Regions from separate parts of the Homo sapiens genome. Here region 1 is linked to region 2. The links are chromatin loops, found by intact Hi-C in ENCODE. Cell type or tissue: dorsolateral prefrontal cortex. All regions are shown on one strand. Links, peaks and the distances in the headings refer to the core of each region. The heading gives the core; the rest is flanking DNA.

Region 1 (15,969 bases), core at 5,011-13,010, 160 kb before region 2:
TATGTTGAACCATCCTTGCCTTCCAAGAATTCATTCTACTTGGCCATAGTGTATAATCTTTTTAGTATGCTGCTGAATTTGGTTTGTTAGTAATTTTTTTAGTATTTTTGCATCAATGTGCATAAGAGCTACTGGTCTGTAGTTTTGTTTTCTCATAGTGTCTTTGGTTTTGGTATCAGGACTCTGATGAGTTAGGAGGTGTTCCCTTCTCTTCAAGTTTTTAGAAAAGTTTGGTAAAAATTGTTGGTAGTTCTTTAAATATTTGATAGAATTTACCAGTGAAACTATCAGGTCCATGGCTTTTCTTAATTGGAAAATTTTTGATTATTGATTTATTCCACTTACAAGTTATAGGTATATTCAGATTTTCTATTCCTTCATGATTTAGCCTTTAAAATGAAAATTCTGATATATGCTACAACATGGATGAAACTTGAGGACTTTATAAATGAAATAAGCCAGTTACAAAAGACAAATACTATGTGATTGCACTAATATGATGTACTCAGCATAGTCAAAATCATAGAGGCAGAAAGTAGAATGGTTGTTGCCAAGTGCCAAGGTTAAGGGAGTAATAGGAAGTTATTATTTAATGAGTGTAGGATTTCAGTTTTACAAGATAAAAAGGGTTCAGGAGATGGATGGTGGCGATAGTGACACATTATGAATGTATTTAATACCACTGAACTGTACACTTGAAAATGATTAAGATGGTAAACTTTACATTATGTGTGTTTTACCACAAATTTTTTAAATTGGAAAATAAATTAAAAGGACATTTTAATTCTCAGACAAGTCCAAAATGCTGCTAACTCTCTATCCTGCCAATATTTTTGAGGGCAATTTGAAGTGATTGGTCTCCTCACACTGTCCAAAGCTGTATGATTAACAGAGCTGGTGTTCACCATTTTTTTTTCTTTTTTGAGATGGAGTTGCACTCTTTTGCCCAGGCCGGAGTGCAATGGTGCTATCTTGGCTCACTGCAAGCTCCGCCTCCCGGGTTCACGCCATTCTTCTGCCTCAGCTTCCCAAGTAGCTGGGACTACAGGCGCCCGCCACCGCACCTGGCTAATTTTTTGTGTTTTTAGTAGAGACGGTGTTTCACTGTGTTAGCCAGGATGGTCTCGATCTCCTGACCTCGTGATCTGCCCACCTCAGCCTCCCAAAGTGCTGGGATTACAGGCATGAGCCACTGCACATGGCCTGTTCACCATTTTTTTCTCTGCCTTCTTACTCTTAATTTCTTAAATATTTCCACAGCTACTTTGATTCTCTCAACATATATATGAGGTTAAGATTTAGAATTTGAACTTCTTAGAAAGAATTTTAACAAAATTATTTGCTACTTAGGAATTAAGTATGTAAAATATATATGTTCATGTGTACTTTATTTGGCAATTTTAAAATATTGTGGTGGACTGGATAAAGAAAATGTGGTACATATACACCATGGAATACTATACAGCCATAAAAAGGAACAAAATTATGTCTTTGCAGCAACACAGATGGAGCTAGAGGCCTTTATTCTAAGTGAATTAATGCAGGAACAGAAAGCCAAATACTGCATGTTCTCATTTATAAGTGAGAGCTAAATATTAAGTACACATGGACACAAAAAAGGGAACAATAGACCCAGGCCTACCTTGAGGGTGGAGGGAAAATGAGGTTTGAAAAACTACCTGTCAGGTACTATTCCCACTAACTGGGTGACAAAATAATCTGTATACCAAACCCCCACAATACACAGTTTACCCACATAACAAATCTGCACATACACACCCTGAAAGTAAAATAAAAGTTGGAAAAAAATTATGATAGAATGAATGTAATGTAAAATTTACCATTTCAACCATTTTTAAGTGTATGGGTCAGCGACATTCAGTGCAATCACACTGTTATGCAAATAGCACCACAATCTTTTTCAGAACTTTTTATCATCCCAAAGTGAAATTCTGTGCCCACTAACAATTAACTCCCCTTTCCCCCACTATATCCAGCTCTTGGTAAACTCCAGGCCACATTCTATCTATGAATTTTCTTATTCTAGGAACTTCATATAAGTGGAATCATGCAATATTTGCACTTTTGTGTCTGGCTTATTTCATTTAGCATAATGTTTTCAAGGTTATCCATGTGGTAGCATGCACCAGAGCCTCCTTCTTGTTTAACGATTAACAATATCCCATCACATGTGATGATGTGTACTTCCACAGTGAATAATTTAGATAGTCTTCTCTACGAACACTTAACTGAAGGGCAAGGCAAGTTATTCATAAAAGAGAGTAGAAATAGCAACATGAAATTCTCCCTAATTTAACCAACCTTCTAAGTAAAACACAAAAAAGATGAAGAGAAATCAGCGCTTATTTGCTTCTCAAATATCAATCATATGGAAAATATTCCACCAGGTGGTGCAATAAAAATATTGGAAAGAAATTCCTCAACTATCTGTTGGGAAATGCTGGAATAATCAACATGACTTCTATCTTATATTTATATATATATTTATATTCCTGGGCAGAAATGAAAACTTTATTTACTCAGGTTTGTCCCTTTTATTTAACTCTGCTTATTTTGATCAACTATTTAATGGTAATAAAAAGCTCTGCATTTAGCTTATTTTCCACTTTGTTTCATTGAACTAATAGAATATGTAGTTTCCTTTTGGTGTTAAGTGGTTTATGCTCGGCAGTATGTGGCTCGCTATGTAAGTCAAAGACTAAGGACATGTTGATTTGAAAAGAAACATCTGCTCACCTTAGTTTTAAAAAGATAGAAAGGAGATTAACTTCACTTGAGGCAGATGGAGTGCTGTCCCCTGAGGAAGCTTGACAGCCTCGGTGCACAGGGTGGGTGATGGTTTCACCTGAGATACATAAATAAACTCTCCTCCAATACTCTTTTTCACTTGTGATAGTTTATTTCAATTAAAGGAAGGCTTTCCCCTGCTCTGTAATGAGTGACTCTTGGCATGAAGCATGTGAGATTTCTCCATTCATTAATTTGGTTTTCAATCTCAGATTTTCAACTGAAAAAAAAAAAATACATAAAAAGAAAATGACCCAGCTGGGCACGGTGGCTCATGCCTGTAATGCCAGCACTTTTAGGAGGTCGAGAAGGGTGGATCACATGAAGCCAGGAGTTCGAGACCAGCCTGGCCAACATGGTGAAACCCCATCTCTACTAAAAATACAAAAATTAGCCAGGCCTGGTGGCGCACGCTTGTAATCCCAGCCACTCGGGAGGCTGAGGCCAGAGAATTGCTTGAACCTGGGAGGCAGAAGTTGCAGTGATCCAGGATTGACCACTACACTCCAACCTGGGTGACAGAGTGAGACTCAGTCTCAAGAACAATGCAGTCTCAAAAAAAAAAAAAAAAAAAGAAAGAAAGAAAGAAAGAAAATGGCCCTTCCCTGTTTGAATCCAGGGTTTTATACAGCTCTTCAGATGGTCAGTCTAAGTGTCCCACAGCCTGATTTTCTTATGTTTAATGCATCCATAGAAATTTTGTTCCCTGAAGCACTTCTCAGTTCTGAAATGCAAAATGCTGGGGAGGAGAAATTAATTGAAAGTCATGCTGTGGAGGACAAGGTCTTCTTTAAGGTGAAGAATCAAGTTGATCCAGCACTGTCCCCAGAGACTGAGTCGTCATAGATCTCCACTTCAAATACTGCCCTCCTCCCTGCCCACATTATCCCGATTATTACTCACTAATCCGTGAGAATGTCTGGGCAACTTAGGGAGTACCTCCACTACCAACCTTCATATACCTTATTTTGTTTATTCTTTAGCTAATAAGAAAACAGAAGGGAGGAATCATCTCATTTTCTTCACTCAACAGCATTATAGTTAGACTGCAACTAGATACAAATTCTGCTTTCACCACTTACTGTGCAATTTCATGTATGCTACATACCTCTCTTGTCTCAGGTTCCATATAAAACAGAGACAATAATGGCTTTGCAAAAGCAATTGCAACAGAAGCAAAAATTGAAGAATGGGATCTAATTAAACTAAAGAGCCTCTGCATAGCAAAAGAAACTATCAAAAGAGTGAACATACAACCTACAGAATGGGAGAAAATTTTTGCAATCTACCCATCTGACAAAGGTCTAATATCCAGCATCTATAAGGAACTTAAACAAATTTATAAGGAAAAATAACAACCCCATTAAAAAGTGGGCAAAGGACATAAACAGATATTTCTCAAGAAGACATACCTATGGCCAACAGTCATATAAAAAAAACTCAACATCAATGATCATTAGAGAGATGCACATCTGAACCACAATGAGATACCATATCATACTGGTCAGAATGACTATTATTTAAAAGCCAAAAAATAAGAGTTACTGGCTAGCTTGTAGAGAAAATGACATGCTTATGCACTGTTGGAGTGTAAATGAGTTTAACCATTGTGGAAGACAGTGTAACAGCTCCTCGAAGTCCTAAAGACAGAGATACCATTAGACCCAGCAATTCCATTCCTGGGTATATACCCAAAGAAATATAAATCATTATATTATAAAGACATATGGACATGTATGTTTATGATTTGCTATTTATTCACAATAAGAAAGACATGGAATCAACCTAAATGCCTATTGATGATAGACTAGACAAAGAAAATATGGTACATATACATGGAATACTATGCAGCCATAAAAAAAGAATGAGATCATGTCCTTTGTAGGGACACAAATGGAGCTGGAGGCCATTATCCTTAACAAACTAACACAGGAACAGAAAACCAAATATGGCCAGTTCTTACTTGCAAGTGGGAACGAAATGATGAGAACATATGCACACATTGAGGGGAACAACAGACACTGGGACCTATCGGAGGGTGGAGGGTGGGAAGAGAGAGAGGATCAGGAAAAATAACTAATGGACATTAGGCTTAATACCTGGGTGATGAAATAACCTGGGTAACAAACCCCCATGACACACATTTACTTATGTTACAAAGCTGCACATCCTGCACATGTACCGCTGAACTTAAAAGTTACAAAAATTAAAAAACAGATAATAATGGTTTTGAAGATTAAATAATAATCCATGTAAAGCAATAATCATCATGAATATACATAGTAAATAGTAACTTAGGGTTCTTTGAATCCACTGATTACAAGTTATAGGAAGAAGGCATTTCTCATGATATATTCACTAGTGTAGGCCACTGTCTAGCAGCTATCAGGGTGTCTGGTACATGGTAGAGGTTCAATAGCGGTGCTGAGTGAGTCAGTGAATAAATGCTTAAAGTTTTATCCTAAGTCACTTGGATAATATTATATGTAAAGTAGGAACATAAAAGATATTTTGTATTAAATTCAGGCTTCTTTCTTTCTTTCTTTCTATCTTCCTATGTCTCTAACCAAAGTTACTTGTGTTGTATTCAGATGTGGAAAAATATCAAATGAGGTGATATTTACTTAGAAACTTTTAAGTGACTTTATCTACCAGATGTCACAAAGGCTTAGAAGTCAAAAAATATCTAGACTTATACCTATATTAAGAAAAGTATTATAACATTCTTTATGAAACCAGATTTTAAAAAATGGTTGTTCCCAACACAGAAACTTCTATAAAGAGAGTAGAAAGATTACAAAACCTAATATTTTAAATGTAATTCAAGAAATCATTTACAAATTGATAATAACATAGCCTCCATGCTTAAATTAGAAGTAAAATGGAAACTCAAGAAAAGAAAAATAAATGAAAACCAATTATATGATAAGTTCCTCAAAACCTTTAAAATTAAGAATGAGAAGGATGGCTGATGTCAGTGCTGTTGGTTCTCCCAGAACCCTCCTCTGTCAGCTTAATGACCTGTCTCTACAACATCAAATGCAGTTCACTTTGGTTCTTTAATGATAACTTCATATGTATAAAATGTAAATTATTGTTAACCATGAGACCTTTATAAATGGTCAATAGGAAGGCTGAGTTTTGCTTTGGGGAAGCTCGGGCCAGAACTGAACACAAAGACAGCATATCTCAGCTTCTGCACGTTGCATTCATCGGGTTCAAGCCATGGCAAATGAACCGCTTGTGACAATGAATTCATTTTTCCCATGCTGGATATAAGATGGAAGGCATTGTGAAACATACAAACAGAGAAACATTGATTTGCGGGTTTGCAACTGCTTGAAAGGATTTGGAGAATCATACTGCAGGGCTTACTTGCAGTTTTGAAATCTGAAGACTCTCAAGTTGGTGTGCACGATTTCCTTAGCCAGCTGAGAAACTGACCCACATGCCGAGTGCACTGTGTCCGCACTCAACCCAGTGTTGCTATTGCTGTTTCCTATTTTCTCTTGCGTGCATAATCACTGCTATGAAGTACCAGAGTAGCTTTGAAAGTTGGTCATAGGCCGGGCACAGTGGCTCACGCCTGTAATCCCAGCACTTTGGGAGGCCGAGGCAGGTGGCTCACCTGAGGTCAGGAGATTGAGACCAACCTGCCCAACATGGCGAAACCCCGTCTCTACTAAAAATACAAAAAAAAAAAAAGAAAATTGCCAGGCGTGGTGGCGGGTGCCTGTAGTCCCAGCTACTTGGGAGGCTGAGGCATGAGAATGGTTTGAACTCAGGAGGCGGAGCTTGCAGTGAGCCGAGATCATGCCACTGCACTCCAGCCTGGGTGACAAAGCGAGACTCTGTCAAAAAAAAAAAAAAAAGAAGGAGGGAAGGAAGGGAGGGAGGGAAGGAGGGAGGGAAGGAAGGAAGGAAGGAAGGAAGGAAGGAAGGAAGGAAGGAAGGAAGGAAAGCAAGCTGGGCATCAGGTGGCCTCAGGATATATCCCTCATGAATGTCTCATGATGGAACTTTATACATTATGCACATTGGGCAAAATTACAAGATGGAGCCATGGGAATGAAAAAGTGAATGGAGAGCAAATAACCCTGGTTCCTAAGAAGATGGGAGCTCAAGGGCAAGTCTGTAGGCACCGGCTAAGTGGGGAAAGTGGGATATGCCTCTAATAGACAAAGTTGGAAAGGAGGAAACCAACCTGATGATAGGCCTGCCCCCAGGTAAGGAGCAGTCATCCTAATGCCAAATCCCTGGGGGATGTGACACCCAGGGCAGGACAGCAATGACATCAATTTCCAAAGGTCTTGAAACTTTAAGTGTTGAGGGCACAGTCTCTGACACTGACCATATATGATGGATGGGTTCCTTTCGGTTTCAGGAAAGTTCGTTTTGCAGGAGGCAGAGACCAGAGAGAGAGGGCAGGGTCCAACCCACTGGAGAAGAGCAGCAGGAGCCAGGCTTGGTGTTTAAACCCCTGCCACATCAGCAGAGAGCAAGAAAATCTAGGATTAGACAAGATTCAGACATAAACCAGGAACCAGGCAAGAAACTCAACCACATGGACACAGATTATAGGTTTATAGAGAGGCCTGCAGCTCCCTGGGCAATGGATAACAGTGTTAGGCATCAAACCCCAAACCAGACACCTGCTTTCAGAGCTAAGGGCCTAGTGGACACCAGGCTTCATTCTCACCAGCTCAGAGACTGGGCAGGACCAATTCTGCAGAGGGGCAGGGGTGGGGCAGGAAGAGGTTGAAGGAAACCTTAGGATCTATGTTATTTCTCTATCAATGACTCAAAAAGAGTCCCTCCATTTTTCACAGATATTTTAAATCCTGAAATGGCAGGGAGGGGACCTTGCAGTGATTTTTACTCTTGTGGATCTTGGAGTATCATTGTTTGTTTCTTGGCAAGTGACGGAGTCCTACTTAGCTCTGTTCTGAGACAACTAATTAGAGTTGGATATTCAGCGAAGCACAGAAAATATGCACAATGGTCAACAAAACTACCCAGAAATCTTGAGTTGACTTTTTTTGTTTTTTTTCTTTGTTATATTTGTTTTTGTATTTATGTGTTCACCTTTGTATTTCTAGTATCATTGTCATGGTAGGTACTCAATATGTTTTTATTAAATGAATGAATGATGTTTAGCCAAAATTCACGATCTGATTATTAACCTTTACCTATGTAACCTTTTAATACCATGACATAATAGATTATCTGTTACTGATTAAATTTTAGTATACATGGTTACTATGAGAAATGAAACTCTTACAGTCAATGGAATGAGGCATTACTGTGTATAATTTTCTAAAATCTTTTGGAAAAATAATAAAATTGGGTGCTTTTAAGTGTATGTTTAAATTAAAAAATAATGTATGCCAGGAATATTTGAAGATTTAGTATTTTCTTTTCTACCTGGAGCAAGACTTTAAAAGCTTTATGTTATGCGGGCATTGATTTTCAAAGCTCTGCCTTCAAGTTAGAAAAAAATCCCTACACAAGGAGTATATTTTCATTGTAGAATTTTTAAAATAAAATGAAGCAAGAAGAATCAAAGTAGCAGAAATAATCTGTAATTCTAATACTAAGAGATAATCTATATAAACATTTTGTCTGTATAGATTCCCCCCTTTCATATCTATAATTCTGTCTGCTTGTCTATCTACCTACCTACCTACCATCTGCTTGTCCCTTCAATCATATATATGTGTGTCTGTGTGAGTGTGTATTTCATTGTGGATGCAAATTTCTGTTGCAAAATGTAATTCTCCCCTCCACATATTCACCTCATAAAAAATGAGGTGAATAAAGGAAATATTAGGTGGGTCCAGTCTTGTGGTCAGATGTGTATGTCTGACTCAAAATATAAATTAGGTGTTAATCTTCTAATATATATGCTATATACTGTCAAAGAGTGATCTCTGGGGAAAATGTGATTATTCATTTTTTATTTCTCTAGAATATTTACTATTTCATTTGAAATTCTTTCAACTTTTGCTTGAAAAATTGCTTTTTATAGAACGTTTGATGCCGAGTCTCTGAGGGACTCCACTGCAAAAGAGCCACGCCACTTCACACTTCTGGTCTGTAGGTGGCAGTGGCCACCATCCTACAGCCGTGAAATCCACTGAGGTCAGGTTTTTTTAAAAAAAAACAAAGATCAACAGGAAACCTCTAAAACAATAAAACTCTGTTCATCATTTTGCAACAATATAACTTACAAACTCATTACAGTTATATATCCCACTCTTTTAGACTATTCCATGTTCCTTTCCAGCTAAACGTTGAAAATTGGGTAAATAGTCCCTTAATTCTGTACTGTCCTCTTTCATCTTTCTCCCATTTTCAGTAGCAAGAGCATTCTGAAGGGCATTTCTACCAATTTCTGCAATGTGCAGCATGAATGTTGGATGCTAACACCAAATATTGGGGCACACACTTCACTGCACAGCTGGTGATTAATTTATTTTTCCTAGATACACGAGTTTCAATATCCAAAACTGTTAGACATTGGGAAAACAAGCTTGAGCATGTTATTCTTATAACTTTAGGAAAAGGTGCTAATTACTGGCTAACCTCCAAAGATACTGTACTTCAGTGAATATTTTATGTATATTATATATATTTGCATGTCCTTTATATATGTCCTTTCTCTATAAAACATATATAGTCCTATCTGTAATAAATAATATATACAGAATAAAAATTGAATTCTACTATAAATGTGTTTTTTGCTTAATAATATGTCATGAATATTGATCCCATTGATCAAAGTTTAAATTTTGAATAGCTATAGCACCTGTTTAGATTTGAATTATATTCTCACTCTCTACCACAGATATGTCATGCTTTGCCAATTAGTATGAAGAGTGGCTTAGAATCAGGACTGGTATTGTGCCTTCCGTAGCCCTAATAGACTGATAGGTACATTAATTAGTAATGCCTGAATTAAATTAGTGATTAATTCAGTTTCTAGTTTAGTTCTATTCATACTTGTGTTAAGTGTTAGATATTTTTTAAAGGAATCAAGAAGGTATACAAGTTAGAGAGATGAATTCTGCATAAAACAAAAATCCTAAAAGGTTATAAACTATTTGCATTTTCACTCAACATTTTACGTGCAACAGTTAGTTCTAGAACACAACAGGAATCTTATCATGCTTCTGGATGGGAAGATGCTGAACTGTAATCTGTCTCTGCATTTAACAATAAAATTTAAAGTAAACCTAAAAGAGGTTCGCTCTGATAAATGCAACATATACTACCTTTCATATCAATGGGAACATCAACTAGAGAACACTGATTACACTGTAGGCCCAGCCTGATGTAATTTTTAAAATCTGAAAATTCCTTGATACAGTATTTAGGATTCACAATAAACAAAAATTAGTCTCACAATATTATCTTCATATTTAAAAAGCATGTGGTTAATATCAATTAGTAATTAATATATAAGTAATAGACTGTAAATATTAAAAATTATAAAGGTATTGCACTTTCTAACTCTACCCTTTGGCCATGGGAATTAAATACATCTAAATTCTGTATTTAAACATTGAAAAAAGCTCAGATGACTTGAATCTCTAGGTTTTACAAATCTTTTATAATTTTTAAGAAAACCAGAGTTTTACCTAAACTAAGCAGAGATTTCCACAAGTATATTAATTATTCAATCAAAAAAAAATCAGTGTACCAGCCCTTACAAGCTAAAACCCACTTCTATCTAAAAATGACCAGTCATTGGAATTCTCTCGGAGAATGGCAAGAAACTGAAGCAAAATAAATAATAAAAGCAATAAAAATTCAAGCACTTTGGCAAAATAGATAATTCACAAATATTTTACCCTTCTAGAGTTCTGTTTTAAATTTCATATAAAGTATTCCTTTTGAAGAAATTATATTTGAAATATCAATTCTATTTCAACAATTTTCATTACAAAAATAATTTTTGCATAATGCAGTTATTTTTCTATTCTATCAAATGGTCCAAAATACCACCACAATGTTTATGTATTTACAATGAATATTTTTTAACATGCTATTTTCTACAATGAATGATTCTCCCACTCTTACACTCATTGTTTGACGTGGAACAAGATGAGCAGAGAGACAAGGGGAGCCATCCTGAAACTGGGCTATTCCACAGACCTGCTCCTTTGAGTCTTAATATCCCAAATACACTGCCAGTATCATCCAAACTTCTAAAACAGAAAATAACCCAAGAGTTAGCAAACAGCAGGAAATTTCCCTTTTGTGATTTAGTAAGGAAAATTTTCCACTTATATTAGCACCTGCCTGAGTTACAATACTAAATACTGCACTTTTAGTTCAATGGTTCTAATCAGCAAAAGCTGTTCAAGAGCCATGAACTTTATGTATTTATTTTTTTTGAGACTGAGTCTCACTCTGTTTTCCAGGCTGGAGTGCAAAGGCACAATCACGGCTCACTGCAACCTCACTCTCCTGAGGCCTGGGTGACCCTCCTACCTCAGCCTTCCAAGTAGCTGTTTGTTGTTAGATTAGATTTCTGGTGGCTGAGTCCACAGATGGTCACAATGTGTGGCTATGGCTATGCGTTATAGCATAGAAGGAATAGCCAGATGGTTCTAATGCCTAAAGCTTCCTTTTTTGCTTGTCCCTTTTATAAAGCTTGGTTCTTCAACCTCACTGTCAATTTTGTAAGCTAAGAGTAACTTTCCGACAAGTTTATTTACACCTAAGTTATCTAAAGTCATTTTTTGTTGTTTTCAATTGAGGAGTTTAAGTCATACAGAAAGTGTGAATAAGGCCTGGATTGTTGGCAATAGCATCTCAGGAGAATGTGGGGATTCTGAGACTTATTATCTAAGTAATTGGAGGTTGAAGGCAGTAAAAACCAGGCATGAGACCCTGCAGATTTACAGTACACAAGGTGGCAAAATAGCAAATCAAATTAGAGATTTTTTGGCACTTAAAATAGTATGCTCTTTAAAGACAATGTTTTAGAGTGTCATGGTGAATTTTCCAAAGAACAGGAAGACGGGTAAAAAGTCAAGGCCTAGAGTTTGTCTAAATAAGTGTAAGCAAAGGGAACAGCGAGCTCAAATCCTTAAATTCTCTTCTTGAGACAGACAAAAGTTTAGCATTTTTCTATCATGGTCCTAACAGTATCTCCTATGCCCCAGGGTAATTAAAAATTGAATTCAAATTTAGATCCAGGTGGCCCCTAATTGAATTTATAGATCCTCCTGGTAACTTAGGTTAAACATATGATCTGGATTAAAAAAAAAAAAAAAGGAAAATAATTCCAAGAATGTGAACTTACTGGAATATGCAAAGGACTCCAAGAACCTCAGCATTTCAAACACCCCCTAAACTTCTCTGTGTATTCAAAACCGGCTCCCACACATACCACACGTATCTGATGAAATTATTTATCTTTTCATTGAAGCTACAATTCCTTCCTTACATGAGTGAGCCGACTTTCAAACAAGAACCATATTAGCATTCCTACTTCATTGCCGGTAATATACAAACGGGGTTTGAAAAGCAAGAAGCAACTACTTTAAATATCATTGAAATACAGGTTGGGCACCGTGGCTCACACCTCTAATCCCAGCACTTTGGGAGTTCAAGGCGGGCCGAGCACTTGAGGCCAGGAGATGGAGACGAGGCTGGCCAACATGGAGAAACCCCGTCTCTACAGAAAATACAAAAATTAGCCGGGTGTGGTGGTGCACGTCTGTAGTCCCAGGTACTAGTGAGGCTGAGGCACAAGAATCGATTGAGCCCAGGGGGAAGGAGGTCGCAGTGAGCAGAGATCACTCTACTGCACTCCAGCCTAAGCGATACAGCGAGACTCTATCTCAAAAAAAAAAAAAAAAAAAAAAAAAATATATATATATATATACATATATATATATATATATATGCCAGAGGGAGATAAATACCATGAAAATACAGGGAACAATATTTCAGAAAAATTTCAGGGAGTCCAGTGGCCTGGCACCTGCCGGGATATCCCTCCATTTCTTCCGCTACTCCTAACAGCAAGTTCTAACACCAAGTGAGTCCCTTCTGCTTTTGGAGGCAGTGTTTGCTACATTTGAGTACACTGCCATGAATCATTTACCCATGTCTCCGAGAGGCTTCCAGCTTTAAGCACGACCCTGGGCAAAAGAATCTTTTCCAGATGAGTCAGGAAATAGTATTGGTCATTTTGCTTCCTGACCTTTATGATCTAGCATATCCAATCATGCTCAAAGAATCTGTAATGGGTCAGAAGACTCAATGGAATCCATGGCATTCCTGGATAAATAATAATAATAATAATAATAAAATAAATAAAAAAATTCACAGCGAAGGCATCATAGTTTAAGGCAAAAGTATGCCTTTTTCTGCTATTGTCCTTTCACTAAGTGGCTCTTAGCTTTCTACTACGCCTTGGTGAATAATAAACATCTAACTGTAAAGCCATAATTGAGCATACAACTTAAAGAGCACATTATAAACTAGTGCTATCATACCACACAGCTTTGAAATTTGGAATACTCCATGGTAATCCATCATCAGGTCAAAGTGTTATATGTCAAACCAGGCATTTGATAATTCTCATGTCGTAAACAAGTTCTTTGAACGAGTGACTCACAATCCCTTATGCCTATTCCTGATACTCTCTCACTACTCTCTCAAACTACCTATGCCCTCATCATTGCTCCCTACTAAAAAATACTAAGGAGAAAATAATACAGTAAGATCCTACAAAATATACATGCACCAGCCTGAAGTTCCATGCATACAGTAGGAACTCAATAAAGATTAATTGACTTGAATTGAATAAAACTGTTTGCAATAACTTTATAATTTCATAAGCTCCATTTTCTCTGATAGAGCATTATCTTAGTTTGTTTTGTGCTATTATAACAGAATACCTGAAACTGGGTAATTTATAAAGGACAAAAATTTATTCCCTCACAGTTCTGGAGTCTGAGGTGTCCACGATCAAGATGCCAGTAGATTAGGTCTCTGGTTCCAAGATTGTGTTCCCTTGCTACTCTCTAGAGTGAAGGAATATTGTGTCTTCACATTGTCGAAGAACAGAAGAGAGGGAAGCCACTCCTATAAGTTTTTTCTATAGCTGCATTAATTCATTCATTAAAATGGAGTCCTCATGATCTAAACACCTCCCATTAGGTCCCACCTCCCAACACTGTTGCACTAGGGATTAAGTTTCAACGTGAGTTTTGGAGGTGAAAAAAACATTCAAACCACCACAAACATATAGAAGAAAAACTCTTTCAGAGGGCAGAGTTTTGAAAACACCCCTCATCCATATAGCCTCAGAGATGAGTCTGAATAGATTTATGAAGACTGATTAATGGTTTGGCTAGAAAGAAGAAAATTGGAGGTTGGTGATGAAAAGTTTCGGAGAACAGATATTTGAAAGGACTCTCAGAATGAGCACAGATATCAGCATATCAGCTACCTAGTAGGAGGCTTATTGTATTGAATTCCACTCACAATGAAAGAAGAGCAATTTGTTCTTGCTTAATATCCTTATCCTGGGATTGATTATCTTTATTTGTCTCTCTCTCCATGTTATCATTCATGGATTTACTAATATCACAGGTCATCTATGTTTTCCAGAAACACTGATTGCTATCAAGAAAAATTGAGTAATAGATGGGCTCCCCAGGGGTTCACTAGAGCTATCACATACCATGTCATCATCCTGAACAGAGACTCTTATGAAAAGTTGGAGAAGTTATTTGAGGACTCAGTTAAAGATCAACTAACAACACCTTGCAAAGTTGAGATGTCCTGTATAATGCTGCATATATCTTGAATAAATGACCAATATATGATATTCCTCCAAATGGGTCTAAAATTAAGTGGTACTTCTTGGTCAGAATACATGGATCTAAAACCCAAGAGATAAATTTCACAACCACATGCAATGAAATCACATTCAAGAGTTTTGCTTCTCATTCCTATAACTCAGAGCACTGCTTGTAGAGTGTTTTAGATACCAATGAAGGAATCCTTAAAATCAAATACAAAATGCTTTTACTGATTTGGAAATGGAATTTTCCTCTGAGTCATTTCATGGTACTTTATTACAGGGAAATGAGCTAGATCGTTGTAGTTCTACTTGGAGTGGTTAATCCTAAGTACCAAGGAAAAATAGAGATGCTAGCTAATGGGAGATGGGAGATTGGAGAAGCATGGATGAAATCCAGGTGATCTCATTGGTCATTTTGTCATCTTTTCATGTCTAGGGATAAGAGTTTTTTAGGATGCACTTCCACTTAAACCAAGATGACCTAACAAGGACCAGATTTACTCTCCTGCCTCAACAACTACAAAGACAAAATATATGAAACAATAGTTTGTAAGACATTGAACATTAAGCAACAAGGGGCTGTGATCTCTCAGAGACAGAAAAGCCCTATGATTGCTCTGATTTACTGCCTGGAGAAAGTTTGCAGACTGTGGTGAAGGAAGGAAGAACTCAGGTAGGGCCCAGCAATCTTGCAGAGTTGAGGAGATGTGTCCGGCCACCTGCAGGGAACAAGACAACTATTTCACAGGACCGAATCCCGGCAGACAGGAAAGAATTAACAAAGAGATAACCCACATATTTGCAGAGCCCCCTGGTGTATTCAGTTGAGCACTGATCAGTGTGTGCATGTGAGCTACCCAAGACTGGAGAAATTTTTTAAAATTAAAGATTTGATGGCCAAAATTTTTTATAAAAATTGTAAACCCACATGAACAAAAAAGTCAATAAGCCTCAAGCAAAAGAAACATGGAAAAGCTACAGCTGCTGTTCAAAATGGCATTACTGTTCCAGACAAAATTAAATATAGACTTCGCTATGATCAAACAATTTCATTTCTGGTTATACACCTAAAGAGGTAAAAGCAGGGACTTGTGCAGTTATTTGTAAACCCATGTTCATAGCAGCATTAATCACAATATCCAAAAGGTGGAAGCAACCCAGGTCTTGTCCATCAGTGGGTGAATGGATAAACAAAAGGTGCTGTATACATACAATGGAATAATATTCAGGCTTAAAATGGAAGAAAATTCTGATACATATGATGACATGCTGAATATATGATGTTAAATGAAATAATCTAGTCACAAAAAGAAAATGTAGTATGATTCTAC
Region 2 (15,969 bases), core at 4,425-12,424:
GGGTGACCCCTTTCTATTTTAATTCAAAGTGAAAGAGTTCAGTGACATTTTCTGAAGAAGAAAGACTTGCAGGTCTAGCTTAGAAAATTGAGGACTTTTTTTTTTCCTGCGTGCTTCGTTCGTTGTTTTTTTCAGCTCATTTTTTGTTGTTGTTTGTTTGTTTTTGGAGTCTCACTCTGTCGCCCAGGCTGGAGTGCAATGGCATGATCTCTGCTCACTGCAACCACCGTCTCCCGGGTTCAAGTGATTTTCCCTCCTCAGCCTCCCAAAGGGATGGGATTACAGGCACCCACCATCATGCCCAGCTAATTTTTGTATTTTTGTAGAAACGGGGTTTCACCATGTTGGCCCAGCTGGTCTTGAACTCCTGACCTCAGGTGATCCACTCCCCTCGGCCTCCCAAAGTGCTGGGATTACAGGCGTGAGCCACTGCACTGGGCCTTTTTTCCAGCTCTTAAAATTGGTTACCCAATTCACATGTCCAGCTAGTTCAGATTTGTGGTACTCTGTCTTCTGCCTTTTTCATGTATCTCACTTTAACTGCATAGGGAGCATCTCACTTTAACTTTTTCACGATCTGTTCTGTGAAAGATGGTGTTTTCCTCCTTTATGGATTGGTGAAGGAACTGACCCTTCTTTGTATGAATTGGAAGGGCTGAGGCCATGGTGAGGTCTTGGTGCCTCTTCTCACCAGTGAGTTGCAGATTCCTGGCAGTCCTTTGTTCTCATCCTGGCTCCCTCTGCAGTTGGCATTGTCTCCACAGATGGGCCTAAAGTGTTAACATTGACCTTTTGAAGTCTGCAGAACACCCCTGAAGGATAAGACTGGCTGGGAAAAAAGGAAGTAATGTGCTTCCCATGTTGGTGGCATTAAACAAATAAAAAACCCAAACCAGTTGGTGGCAAAAACATTGATACAAAGAAACCCTTTCTATTTATCATTTTCTCTTTATCTTCTCCCTCAGTTTCCCTTGGCTATACACAGCAGTCTCCCACCCATCCATGGCTGTTTCCCACTCATGGACCCTTTTCTGGAGTCCCATGACATCCTATTCATCTCTCTGTCATCTGAATGCTTTACGTATTGAATTTTTCTGTTTATACATATACATGTCTTCCCCATCAGCTTTCAGAATTTCAAGACTTTCTGGCACATAGTATGTACTTAAATATTTGAGTGAATGATGAAATTCTTTTGCTGGAAAAGATCTAAATAAACATCTACTTAGCACATTAATGCAAGATTTGAGGGAGAGTTTTGTATGGGCTAAAACAGTTCTTGGACCAATTTAGGGGCTCAATACCAAGTTTCAAAGGTCATTCAATAGATTTGAACAACATCAAATAATTAACTTGAGTTTTCAAATTCATGGAGAACCTGGAGCAGGAGCAAGGTGTGTAGATGTGAATAGGGACTTGATCATTGTCGTTTCCTCTGTGGAAAATTAAATCCCTTCCCTTTCTTTGAAAATGTGAATGGCTGAGAGGAAACAGAGAACTGACTTTTTAGAAAGGCAATCAAGGCACAGAAAATCCTAGAAGAAAATATATGGAAGAGGATCTGGTAGAAATATGGTAGCTGACTTCCTACTGCAAGGAATAAAAGAAAAGAAAGAAACAAAGAACCATGGCAGAAGATTTTCATGTGAAAATCCTTTAAAATGCAGTTGTGCACTGGCTGAATACATTGTAATTCACCTTTGTTCCAAAAAAAGATTTGAGCAGCTTATAAATATGTAAAATGTACAAAAGGATCATAAAGGAATATAGATCAAACGAAAAGGAATTTAGGATGGAACAATAAAATGAAGCTGAGATAAGACAGCCAAGTGAAATGTATCTCATAAGGATCTGCCATTTTTAAAGGTAATTGGAAATTTAGCCCTCAGGTGCAAAGCAGAAAGGGGAATGTGAGTGTCTTCCTCAGTGTCCATGAGATTGAAAACACAGTCACTCACAGAAGCACAACTAATATCCCAAAGAAGTGTCTCTAATGGTTCCTAAGAGAAGAAATTCTGTGCCGTGCAATGTCAATACAACTCATTTCTTTTCTTTTCTTTTTTTTTTTTTTTGAGACAGGGTTTAACTCTGTCACCCAGGCTGGTGTATGGTGGCATGATCCCGGCTCACTGTAGCCTTCGTCACCCGAGCTCAAGTGATCCTTCCACCTCAGCCTCCCAAAGTGCTGGGATTACAGGTGTGAGCTACCACTCCCAGCTAATTTTTAAAATTTTTTGTAGATATGAGGTTTTGTCATGTAGCTCAGGCTGGTGTTGAACTCTGGGCTTAAGTGATCCTCCCACCTTGGCCTCCCAAAGTGCTGGGATTACAGACATGAGCCACCATGCCTGGTCCATTTCTGTGTTTTGTTCAAATGTTTTAACATAAGTTCGGTTGAGATAATGCAGAAATTCTATAAGGGACCAGGGGAGACTTGGTAGTATTCTATCTCTCTGAGCCCCTCACTTAATCAAGGAATAAAATGTACTGGAATAGACTGACTGTGTCTCCCAAAAATAATTACATATTTTCAACATGTAAATATATAATATAATATATATATTATATGATTAGGTTATGATTATATAATATAATATATATAAATTGAATATATATTATATATTGAATTAGATAATATATTGAATATTATATATTACATAGTATGTGCATGCATGTATGTGTATACATACATGTATATATACACACACACATGCCTACATATAGTTTTCATAAAATTGGCCTTGATTTTCTCCTGCGCTAACTAGAGCCTAGGTGTGGCTGTATTTTGTTGACAATGAGAGGCAGAGCCTCAGTACTATTAAATAATCAAATAAGCAGATCATGGAATTGGCCTCATTTAGGAAAATTCAGGTATTTAACCTCATCTTCATTTGTGGAAAGACATGGTATATCAGAATTAAAAACATCTTGCATTTATTAGGCAGCCAATCATAAGTCATGCTATTTAAATGAAGTTTAATGAATTCTGTTTCAGTTAAATTGACTGGATTTGAATCAAACTGGTATATACCATTAAAGAAGCTATAATATAATAATTTTATATAGCTGCATTTTAACTTAAAATGTCTGTTTAGAGACTACTTCATTCATTTTTAGAAGGCATATTTTGTATGTATATTTTAAAGGGAGGTTTATTTTCCATTCTTAGCTGAGAGGCATATCCCGCTCATTGTCTTACTGTCTTCTCTCTGTAAATACACAGCTCATCCAAGTATGTTTTGTTTCGTGAGTGAAAGGCTTATTTTGTGATGGTAAAGAGGTCAGTCCTGAAACATTTGGAGTCCATAGGGAGTCCAGAATTTTAGATTATGCTCGGAATTTTGAGGTAACTTTTTAAAATGGAATATTTAACCTTTTTTTTTTTTTTTTTTTTTTTTGAGACTTGCTCTGTCGCCCAGGCTGGAGTGCAGTGGCGCGATCTCGGCTCACTGCAAGCTCCGCCTCCCGGGTTCAAGCGATTCTCCTGCGTCAGCCTCCCGAGTAGCTGGGACTGCAGGTGCCCACCACCAGGCCGGCTCATTTTTGTATTTTTAGTAGAGACGGGGTTTCACCGTATTGGCCTGACCTTGTGATCTGCCCGCCTCGGCCTCCCGAAGTGCTGGGATTACAGATGTGAGCCATTGCGCCCGGCCTGTTTTTTTTTTTTTTTTTTTTTTAAGAACATTCTGGTTTCTTAATTTTAAGGATGGGTGAAGGAGGTGGCCATTTTAAATGTACCCTTGAGAGCTCTCTCACCAGGTTAGTCTTTGAAAATAATAACCATTCTAGTGATGAATATTCGATGGAGATGATCAGTCTGTCCTAGAGCTGGGTTTAAGGCAATTCCTGAAAGTGCCCTGGATCCTGGGAGGAGGAGAGTGTTGGGAACGTGGGAGTCGGGAGTTCCGGGAGTGATCACTTTCATTTAGGGAGCTCTATGAAAGTTGGAACTAGGCTGATATCTCAGATTCACCTATCTAGTGACTCCACTCTTCAGCCATTACTGGTACATCAATTTCTCTCCGCTCCCTAAAGGACACTTTCGCCATTTTTCATGTTCCCTTTACTTTCTCCCTCCTATACCTTCCCCTTCTCTTTCTCCCTCCTATACCTTCCCCTTCTCTTTCTCCCTCCTATACCTTCCCCTTCTCTTTCTCCCTCCTATACCTTCCCCCTTCTCTTTCTCCCTCCTATACCTTCCCCTTCTCTTTCTCCCTCCTATACCTTCCCCCTTCTCTTTCTCCCTCCTATACCTTCCCCCTTCTCTTTCTCCCTCCTATACCTTCCCCTTCTCTTTCTCCCTCCTACACCTTTCCCCTTCTCTTTCTCCCTCCTATACCTTTTTCCTTCTCTTTCTTTTATTCTGTATTGTTTTCTTTTTCCTTATCATGTATTTTTCTCTTCTCTCCCAGTGGTTCTCATTTATTTTCCCTTTATTTTTCAGTGAAGTTATTCTGTACATCTCTTTCATGTTAAAATCTTGACCCTCTAGAACTCCTATTTTCCAGCTTATGATTTTGAAGACAGCATTTCAACCTGCAAATTTCTCTTCTGTGTTTTAACACACAGATTCAAACAAATAAAAACTATAATGAAAGGGATGGGATTGGGAGAATGAATTCAGTTCAGGTAGCCATTGAATTAGACAGAGAGGAGCTGAAAGTTTGGGTGTAGGTGTGCAGAATATTTTGCTGATGCATCTTTCTAATGTGGTTTTCTAAGTACGTTTTTCTGATAAACTGCACTTGTTCTTTACCATCAGAGCCCAGAAGTTTACTTTTTGGGTCCAGTTACCGGGTCAAGGACTATAGAACAAAGCTAGAAAGCATTTTATGCATTTCTAATGTAAAGAACTCTTTGTGTACCACCAGGAGAGCCTTTAGGCTCTTGTGGCACGATCTAAATAGAAGAGGAAGAGAGACTTTTCCCCACTGGTACAAAGCCAAGACTTGTCTTGAGTCTATTGTGTTTGGGAGGATTTGGAAGTGACGAAAAACAATAGAAAATGAGAGCGTTCCGGAGTTTGGATTTGCTTTAATATTAACTGTTAACTAGCTTTGCTGTTAAAGATCTTTATTAAAATTTGGCTAACTCTGGTGTTAAGTTCAGAGTAGAGATTTGTCAATATAAGAGAAAAGAATCCATTTTTGATTAGCTCAATGATATGCTATATTTATCTGGGAAAATGGTTGTATTTTAAGGCCAGTTGTTTATTGCCACTGTGACACTTACTGGTAAGTGACTGCATCATGCTATTCTCAGTGAGTTTTGTTTTAAAATATATACTCCTAGCTGAGATTCAGAAAATAGCTAAAGGCAAGGCAATATCTATATTGTCTCTTGTAAAATCCTTACTCTCTCTTTCTCTGCCCAGGATACCCCACTTTTCCTGGTGGAACCCACTTTCATGTTCTTATCATTGTTTTGATCTTTCATTTATTCTTTCATTCACTCCTACAATTACTCAACAAATATTTTAAGCACCTACTAAGTACCAGGCACTATTTGGATGTGGGGGACACAACAAGAGGAAAAACTGACAAAAATTCTTGCTTTCACAGAGTTTATGTTCTAGTGGAATAAGAGGTATAAATAAGTAGGCAACCAAATGCATTATGGAGTATATGGTGTGATGATCCAGGTTACGAAGAAAGTAAGGGTGAGTGTGTGCTGAGTGCCAAGGAGTGGGTGGGGTCGCTGCTTGAGCAAAGCCCCGAAGGAAGCAGCCACAGAGTGGGGCTTGCAGATTTTGGGAAGAAGAGTGAGTGCAGTGCTCTGGGCAGAGGCAGTAGCCACTGTGGCTTTGGCGGCCCTATGGAAGAAGCATGACTGGTGTGTGACAAGACAAGTAAGCTGGCCAGGGTGGCTGGCCTGGTGAGCAAGTTGGGACAGATGGAGGTGGGTAGAGAGGCTAGGGAGTAACAGTAGTTGAAACCAGGCCTTGTGGGTCCCTGTGGAGACAGATTCTCATCTGAGTGAAATGAAAACTTTCATTGTAGCTTAACAGTATGTTAAGCTGTTTAAATACTAAATGCCTTTTATTTTTCTGTAGCATTGTCACATATATCAGCTACCATGTGGCTAAATTGGAAATGTCAAAATGACCATAAAGAGTGACTGCTGGCCGAGCACGGTGGCTCATGCCTGTCATCCCAGCACTTTGGGAGGCCAAGGCGGGCGGATCACGAGGTCAGGAGTTCGAGACCAGCCTGGCCAACATGGTGAAACCCCGTCTGTACCAAAAAAAAAAAAAAAAAATTAGCTGGGTGTGGTGGCGGGTGCCTATAATCCCAGCTATTCGGGAGGCTGAGGCAGGAGAATCGCTTGAACCCAGGAGGCGGAGGTTGCAGTGAGCCAAGATCGCGCCGTTGCACTCCAGCCTGGGTGAAAGAGCGAAACTCCATCTCAAAAAAAAAAAAAAAAAAAAAAGAAAAGAAAAAAACAAAACCAAAAACAGTGACTGCTGTACCTTGTGTCCAGGGTCTGGTCTGCATGCCAGTCAGGGGTGCAACGCGACAGTCAGGAGATATAAACTCTCGTCTTCACCTTGCCAACAACCACTTGCATTATGGGCTTTGAATTTCTCATCTGAAAGGTGCAGAGGATGGATGAGATTAGTGGTTTTTCAGGCTCTGATTCATGGAGCATGAGGAATTCCTTGAAGGCCCTTTCATTTTTATTTTTATCCTAAAGGCCCTTTTATTTTTAAATTTGCACACAAGCTTCACTTAGAAGAAAGTGCCCTCTCGCTTACGAAAAGAAATCCCTGACTTGGTTATGCCTTAGGTCTTTTTAGAATGATGAATTTGCAGTCTCATAGAATCTCAGATGACATGAGGACTAAAAGAGAAAAACTGCTTCAGAATCCCTTCTTACTCAGTGTCTCTTGGTGACAGTGTTCGTTATCTCTTGTTGAAATCAAGGGGCAATTTGACAACAGTTAGATGAGGCTTTTGAGCTCCCATCCTTCAACCTTGGTGAAGTGGCTTCTATCGTGATACAGACTTCAGCTAAGTGAATAATATAATCTGTGAAAGTCTTAGAAGGACTTTCTGGCACAATTTAGAAACTAGCAATCGAGACAAATAAGGATAGTTGATATATAGAGAAGGGCATAGGAATATCCCAATTTTTAAAAATGACATGAGCATTCTCATTGTATGTATTATATATATTGAAAAGTAGTCATATCCTAATAACCCAGTTATATAATTGGAAGAGAGACTGGATATTTTTTGGTACTTATGGTTAATGATATATTTTAGTGAAAGTTTTATTTTCTGATTGAAGAAATAGGAAAATTGTCCTTTAAGATACTGACTGTCTGCTTCCTTTCCAATCTAGAATCTCAATCTGCTGTTTCAGAAACTCCCCAAAAACGCTCAGATGCTGTCCAGAAGGTAAGATGATCTTATTAGGATGTCAGATTCCCATCTGTCTTATTTGTCTTAAGATTGTGACAGACTCTGCGATTTATCTTTCCATCTGCCCGGCTGGCTAGGATGCCCTTGTTTTCCCTAAGCCTGCAGTGGAATCCAGTCAGGCAGAAGGGGATGTTTTCTTCCATTTATTTTTTGCATACAAAATCAGCCTTGAAATGGAACTGAGTACAAGCTTTTCAGAAGCTGTTTTATTCTATATCCAGCCAAAGAGTTGGGCCCAATAACAGCGGGCTCCAGCAGGAAACGGTGGCCACTCCAGGGAGAAGTCTGCGAGATGTGCCTGCTCAAACAGTCCCATGGCTATGATCTTTAAAAAGAAATCTGTCAGAGCTTTGCTAAAGTCAAATAAGGTTCTTATTACTTTGGTGGATGAAACATTAATTAGTATCTGTTTAATTTCCAGGAAACTATTTTTTTTCTGTTACTGTATTAGTCCGTTTTCACACTGCTGATAAGGGTGTACCCAAGAATGGGCAATTTACAAAAGAAAGAGGCTTATTGGACTTACACTTCCACATGGCTGGGGAGGCCTCACAAGTTCATGGTGGAAGGCAAGGAGAAGCAAATCACATCTTATGTGGATGGCAGAAGGCAAAAAAGAGCTTGTGCAGAGAAACTCCCATTTTTAAAACCATTAGATCTCGTGAGACCCATTCACTATCATGAGAAGAGCATGGGAAAGATCAGCCCCCATGATTCAGTCATCTCCCACCAGGTCCCTCCCACAACATGTGGGAATTATGGGAGCTACAAGATGAGATTTGGCTGGGGACACAGAGCCAAACCATATCAGTTACCAAAGAAGCCAAATTTTGTGGGTTTTTTTTTCTTACGCTAAAATGCAAGCTATGCTAAAATGGATTTCTTATTAAAAAAAAAAAACTGCAAGAAAGGAAACGTGTATGGAATAGTAATTGTGGATAGCAATTGCTCTTTTGGATATAAAACCATTGCTTACAAACCAATTTACATTTTCACCCAACTATGCTTTTGTCAGTAACTTAGTATTAGAAATGAACAGTAAAAAGATGTGTTCTGTTCTGTTGGTGGTCTAGGAGAAAATGAGGAGACACATACTTGGGTTTTACACCCGGATCTATTTCTGATTAGTGTGATGACAACAAGCTTAGATTACCTGGGACATAGGGTTCTTCTCTGTAAAATTAAATTATTGCTGATCTCTGATAACTCATCAAATAAAGTAACTTCCCTTTAGAAAAGAATCCCTGTGTTATACATGAAAGTTGTGCTCCCCCTGGAGGAGAAATTGGGGTACAACATTGGTTGAAAACAGCACCTGGGTGCTTTTCAAAAATGCGGCTAGGTTAGCTATCCTTAAGGACAGTTCATTGAAAAAGCAAGTTTTTCCAGCTTATTGTTATGGGAGCAGAGGGCTACATCAACTTGGTGGCACTTGGAGAGGCACGGTGGGCTCAACTGATGGTTCCTTAATTATCTGCAATGATTAGCCCACAGCGAATAAGAGAAAGAAAGATAAAAAGGTAAAAAGAAATAGTAAAGTCAGCAGTTATTAAGAAAGATAGTACCCTCAAATCTTCCCTCACTTTTTAAGCCTTTTTTTTGGTGTGGAAAGCATGGCTAAATTGTGATTTAAAGGGATACATTAAGTTTTTCTAAATTCTTATGTTCAGGACGTATATGAATCAATTGTTACATACGATAATGTCAAAGAGAACCTGAACAGGAAGTATTTGATAATATCAACAATGATAAAACATGTACAGCATTGCTTTCTATATTATGCTATTTCAAGATACATATTCATGTGTGTAACATTATAGTGTTTTTCCTGAGCGATGGACCATGGTAAAATATATTGCAATAAGCAGAAAACCTAATGGAGTAGGTTATTTAAAAACACTTGATTTTACAACTTGAAGACTCAAGGGTGAAATAGATTGAATAAATGTTACATCTTATCCTTGTTGACAGTGAAGTGTCTGGAAGTCAGGAAAATTAATTGAGAGGGAACAATATTTGGAAGCAATCGATTTTAAGCACCCGACAATGACATCACTTACTTTTGGAATCATTAACTCTTTGTCATACATTTATTTTACGGGCTGATTCTTTTCTTAGATGATATGGATATGTTTCATGACAGGCTAAAGTAACTGGCCGTAAAGGGGATAGGGAAAACTCAAATTAATTGTCAACCTACTGTATACCTGTTCTTTTACTCTATTACCTTAAGAAATCCTCACAATAATCCTTTAAAGTAACTATTATAATGCGCATTTAACTGCTAAAGAAAATGATTATATGAGTTAAAATAACTTGCATCAGATCACAAACTTGATAAAGGGTAGGCTCGCTATTTGAGTACAGATCTGTTTGATTTTATACTTATACTATGATAAAAATTATACTTTTACATGGGTAATCACCCGATGCCAAAATCGTCAGATGAATGAGATGAGATTCTAAATTTATTTTATTATATGTAAACTCTACCATGTATCAGTTGGATGTCCAGATACATTATAGAGGCAAATAGGTATATTAGTTCACTTATACATTTTGAAGTTTTACTAGAACTTTGATGTGCTAAGTTGTGTTAATTTTACTAACTTTAGTGCTTTGTTATTATGTAAAAAAAATTATTTTTCATGGAAAGTCCTTGCTTTTTCCTTCTTAGTCACTAGATGGCAGTTCTGTATCTCTAAATGCAGCTGGAAATGAGAGGTTTGAAGGCAGTTTTCTCAGTATGAATGATGAACCTAAGAGATTTTTCTGGTCCATCAGCGTTGCCTGCGTTCTTCTGTGGTCGTAATGTGAGATCCCCAGGACTGCTTAGTCAGAGGCTTGCAGCCGAGTTGGAAAGCATCCTCTCTAAGTTATTCTTCAGATGTGTGTTCAGACACCTGTTCTCTCAATCTGAGCACATTGGAATTTATTGAATGAGTTTTGACTTTTACTCTTTCTGTAGTTAATAATTCTGAGAGTGCGATATCCCTAGAAAAAACACATGACTCATAAAGCCTTTCCTCAACTCACAGGAGTAGAAGGCTGTGGTGTTGCCAGAGAGTCTGATGCTTAAAGCAAATACAGCTGGCACTCAAGTGAAAAGAACGGACTGTAGCTACTCCTTGAATGCTTTTATTGATGACCCTGTGGAATTAGGTTTTCAAATAAAATTACATTCTTGAGACCTCACTTACTGATTATTTTAATTTCAAGTAATATGCTCTGAAAATCTGCTCTATCTGAAGAATTATGTCATAAAACTGAAATGCGACTGTCTTTTGATTCTGTTTATTAAAATCTTTGCCATTTGAAATATTTAAACTGTAAAGCCTTTTATACTCTGTAGTATATAATAGCTTAGTGTCAATTATTTTATCTAAGAACATTTGCTTCTAAGTTAAAGATTGGTGTATGGTAACATGCTTCACCTGGTAGCCACCTAGTTTCTAACTTTTTGCTTTTGAAATTATATATACAATTTTTGTTTCAAAGCATTTTTCTAAAACTCTTGGTATCTTTCTAATATACATGGACTAGCTGGAAGGGAAATAGAATAACATTTTGATTTTTAAAAACTCTAGCTTTGGGTAAGAATTGAAAATAACAGGTAATTGAAAGTCAGGTCTTTGAACATTATAATATTTATCATTTATCAATAGTCACATCTATTACAAAGTGCTAGACAATAAAAAGGAATTAGACGATATCAGCACTGTCTTCCCCCATATGTTGTATGATCTATATGCAAATAAATTCTCAAGTGTCAGAAAAACGCTTTGCTCTGATCAGCCCTACCGAGTCCCCTCATTGCCCAATCTAACTGCAAATTTATTTGAAGAAGTAAATATTTTTTTACTGGATCTCCTTAAAGTATCTGTTATAGTACTCTTTATGCAGTGGCCACTCAGTTCCATTAGTTTCAGAAATAATTTAGGAACAAGTCAAGGAAACAGATGGAGTAATGTGGAGTAGCCTTGTGGATGGTCTTGGTTACTCAGAAACAAAGTTTGAAGAGCAAAAGAAGCATTGGTCAGATCAAAAGAAAGTGGAGTAAAAGTGATTCTGAAGAAATAATGCTGGAGACTTAATAAAACAAGCCATTTGAATTGGGGTAGAATGTCTTAGACATATAGAAAGTTTCTAAAGAAACATTGTTGAGTATGAGGTCTTTCTCAACTCCAAGGCAAAAGGTAATATGAATTTGCAAAGTAATTGGAAACCAACAAAACAATAACCCACAAGACAAGTAAATAACTAAAATAAGGCGGAGTAAGAAATACAAGTCTTAAAGGAGATAGAGAGAGAGATACTTGGGTCTGAAACCATGAGTTAGTCATCCTTGAAGTCTTCCTCAGTGTCTAATCATTCTTAGGTCCTCAATAAATAGTTTAACCACTAAATACTCTGACCTAATGAGTCTGGGAAGGGGCAAGCGAGAGATGGTTAGGAAGGGAAGAGAAGACAGGATACCCTTAGGGCAGTGCTGACATTGAAGATAGGTAACATTTTGAAAGGTATTCACCATACTATGTTAAGAGAAAGAAAGGATTTTTTTTTTTTTGGTGTGGGAATAATTTTTATTCTGTAGAAACTCCAAGGAGCTCAGAGAAAAATATAGACGTTTTAGCTTAGAAATAATCACAAAAGAAACTCTTCTATGAGTTTTAAGAATGAAAACCAGCTAACATCTGGAAAGCAGTTAGAACTTGAGATGAGAATGTGAAGAAATAATTGGATGTCACAGATTGTTTTTGTTTTTCCTTGGGGTGGTCAGGCTTGGGGGTGAAATGAAGTAATATCTTTGCTCTATTGAGTTTTAGATGGTGTAAAACTAGTTTGCACTATGCAACATTATTAATGGCCTGTGGAGAAAGGCAAACAGTCCAAGCAGCTAATCCAATGGGGGTCGTGGAGCTGATAAAAGTTCTCTGCTTATAAAGGAGGCTTGTCCTTTATTGAACATCTGCTGACCTACTGTGTGCAAGGTATTTGTGGTAGATATTGAAGGAAATACGAAGAATTATAAGACAAAATCTTGGGTATTAAGAAGCAGACAGTTAGAAGAACATACCTCTTTCACGTACATGAAATGATTTGCGAGATGCAATGTAATTCTGCCAAGATAAACTTAACAAAAAGGGTGAAGGTTGTTGAGAGACTACAATTAAGGGCAATTTCTTAGGAAGGGTGAAATTTAGATCAAATCGTCATTTTTGGATAGATGGAGGGAAGAAGAGTGAGTATTTCAGATCAGAGAAGAGAGTAAAGGTAGAAAATTGGAAGTGAACATGGCACTGGGTGTGGGGCCAGGGAGAAGCGCAATAGTCCAGGTGACCTGAGAGGCAGCTCAGCTGGCAGCTGCCCTGGAGACCCAGGTTTTGCTTTCCTTCTCCCGGGCCTCCTTGGCCTGCAGCCTGACAGTGCCTTAACCCAGAGCCCAGTCTTATCTGGATTACTGCAGTATTCTCCCGATGGGTCTCTCTGCTTCCAGTCTTAACCCTTCTAATCTCTCCTCCACAATGCCTCCAGAGTTATCTTTCTAAAATCCAAATTTGCTGATGTCTGATATCTGCTTAGACTCATCCAGTGACTGCTCATAGCATTTGAGAAAATGTTCAGACTCCTGAGTTTGACACATGGGGTTTTCCCTTGCCATCCTCAGTCTTCAGCGTTATCACTCACTATTTCCTGTATGATTGGCTGGCTTGTTCCAACCCTAAAAAATACACTAGTTTTTTTGTTTTGTTTTGTTTTTGTTTGTTTTTTGTTGTTGTTGTTGTTTTTTTAATCTTTAGGATCCTTCATATCTGTCTTATACATGTTTCTTCTGCACTCCTCTTTTTAAAAATCTACTTCTATTTTTTAATCTAAATTTGTCTAAACTTGATTTTGTTCTAGACACTGGACTTGAGAAGACTCAGTCTAGGGTGCATTTCAGGAGTGGTAGAACATTTGCTTATATTCATACCATAGTGGTTGAGGATCTGGGCTTTGGACCAGTTTTCCTGGGCACAAATCCCAGTTATTCCACTTTTAACTGGGGAACTGTCAAAGATGAACAAAGTCAGACATTAGTTAAAATGGTAAGGACAGATTTTATATCAGTGGCAACTATTGCGCTAGGGAAGAGTCCAGCGTGAACTAAACTCAACTTTGATTTGTACAGAGGTGACCAAGCATTTTAAAGGGAGAATAAAGGAATAGGGAGAAGGGTGAGTGGAGGCTCAGGAGACTCAGAAGTGAAAAACTGCAAGGGTTCATTAGTGTAAATGAGATTAGGCCAGCTGTGTCTACTAACTGGCAGTTATAAGTTAGGAGTCTGTCCTCCGCCAGAGACTAGGAAAGAGGCCCCATCCTCAGGTGAAGGCTGAAACAGTAAGTTGTTTTGGCAGCCTTGAGTTTTCTTAGGCAGTAATTTAAAGAGCGGTAGGATTATCTTTGGGATGCAGCCTTTAGTTGGTAGAAACTATGTTAATGTTTGCTCAAGCCTTTACAGGCCAAGGCTAAGGCCTAGTTGAGAAGAGGGCTCAGAGGAGCCTGGCTAGAGCTTGATCAAGAAGAGAATCTTTGTTAGAATTTAAGAATAGCATTTTACTCTGTGTGCCTTAGTTTTCTCATCTATAAAATGGGTATAATAAGAATTCCTATCTCTACATTTTTTTTTTGTGAGTTTTAAATATATTTATGTAAAATGCTTTGGAGGAGTTCCTGGCACTCAAAATGTTAGCTCTTTATCATTATTGTTGTTATAGTTGAGCAATACTCTGGTTTTGAAAGTTGCTTTCATTGCATAGGTGGTCCTCATTATTCTTGGATTTGCATGTATTTGCGAACTCACCTACTTGCTAACATTTATTTGGAGCCCCCAAATCATATTCATATGGTGCTTTCACGGCCAATCACAAACACGCTCCAAGTGGCAAGAAATTTGAGTTGCTTGACGTGGACTTTCCCAGCTGATGTTGAATGAGGTGAAGCTCTGCTTTCTTCTTTCAGCTCTCATTCTGTAAATAAGAGTGTTTTTGTGGCTGTTTTTTCATGTTTTTGTGCTTTTTCTTGTTGGTTTTACTGTTCGAAATTGCCTCCAGGCATAGAGCTGCCGTGTTGTCTAATGTTCCTACGTGCAAGAAGGCTGTGATGTGCCTTGTGGCAAAAACACATGTCAGATAAGCTTTGTTCAGGCTTCAGTGATGCTGCTGTTGGCCATAGTAAATCAGCAATATATATTAAATAAAGTGTCTTTCAGCAGGAACACACATTTAAAAAAGGTAATGCATTGATTGGTTGACAAAAATGTGACCAGGGGCTTGCAGGAATCTAAACCTGTATTTTTTCTAGAAGCAATATTCAGTATTCACTAATTTGATGTTCACAAAGACTTTATAGGACAAAACTACTGTGAATAACAAGAATTGACTGTATCTTTTTAAATTCTCACAATAAGGCTGGGTGTGGTAGCTCATGCCTGAAATTCTAGCACTTTGGGAGGCTGAGGTGGGAGGATCACTTGAGCCCAGGAGTCTGAGACTAGCATTGGCAACATAGGGAGACCCTGTCTCTACCAATAATAATAAAAAAAACAGCTGGCCATGGTGGCATGAGCTACTTGGGAGGCTGAGACAAGAGGATCACCTGAGCCCAGGAGGTCAAGGCTGCAGTGAGCTATGATTGTGCCACTGCACTCCAGCTGGTACAACAGAATGAGACCCTGTCTTGAAAAAACCAAAACAAGACAAAAACCCAACATTCTCACAATATCCTTTTGCAGTAGGCAGAGTGAGTGATGGAGTCTCCACATTTTATGGACTATTCAAGGTCTTATGAGCCTAATAGAGGATTTAAAACGTTTTATGCTCAGTAGTCGGGAGCCATGAGTTTTTGAGGAATGAGCAAGACAGTTTAAGGAACAATTACCTGGCAAGGGAATGTAGAATGATAGGAAGAGGGAGAGTGGAGCCAGTTAGGACCAGCTATTAAACTCTCAAAGTAATTCCATTACTTCTCAGCTAAGGTGCTGATGTGATACAGGAAAAGTGGCAACCAAGAATTGAAATGATGGGTTTGGTAACCATGTCTAGGGTATAAATTAGGCTGTGTGGTTTGCAGACTTCAGTATCAACTGGGAGCTGGTTAGATATGCAGATTCTCAGGCCCTACCCAGACCTACTGAACTGGAAACTGTGGAGGTGGGGCCCAGCAATCTGTGTGTGTTTTTTGGTTTGTTTGTTTTTGTTTTGATACAGAGTTTTGCTCTTGTTGCCCAGGCTGGAGTGCAATGGCATGATCTCGGCTCACTGCAACCTCCGCCTCCCAGGTTCAAGCAATTCTCCTTCCTCAGCCTCCCTAGTAGCTGGGATTACAGGCACCTGCCACCATGCCCAGCTAAGTTTTTGTATTTTTAGTAGAGACAATATTTTGCTGTGTTGGCCAGGCTGGTCTCAAACTCCTGACCTCAGGCGAACCGCCGGCCTCGACCTCCCAAATAATCTGTGTTTTAACAAACCCTCTAGGCGATTCTGGTGCACATTGAGCTTAAGAG

The links. A loop is a pair of places that touch in the nucleus more often than their neighbours do. Peaks named below come from ENCODE experiments on the same cell type or tissue, not always from the same donor. Only the 100,000 strongest peaks of a DNase experiment are listed, where the experiment ranks them.
Region 1: a loop joins it to region 2, with 3 times the contacts of the local background. A loop is called at or near these places in 31 of 110 quality-filtered maps.

The regions. Positions count from the first base shown.
Region 1 is chr1:240,018,248-240,034,216 of GRCh38, forward strand. No RefSeq gene overlaps it. Among named protein-coding and RNA genes, the nearest start is that of FMN2, 66 kb to the right of the region's middle. In dorsolateral prefrontal cortex, for the core only: CTCF peaks have their summits at 8,916 (motif pointing right) and 9,123; a DNase peak (open chromatin) is centred at 8,894.
Region 2 is chr1:240,180,863-240,196,831 of GRCh38, forward strand. It overlaps FMN2 (formin 2), which reads left to right. Exons shown (of 18, transcript NM_020066.5): 4 at 7,345-7,400. Among named protein-coding and RNA genes, the nearest start is that of FMN2, 97 kb to the left of the region's middle. In dorsolateral prefrontal cortex, for the core only: CTCF peaks have their summits at 8,683 (motif pointing left), 8,888 and 10,108 (motif pointing right); no DNase peak of the experiment used is centred there; H3K27ac peaks cover 2,082 bases.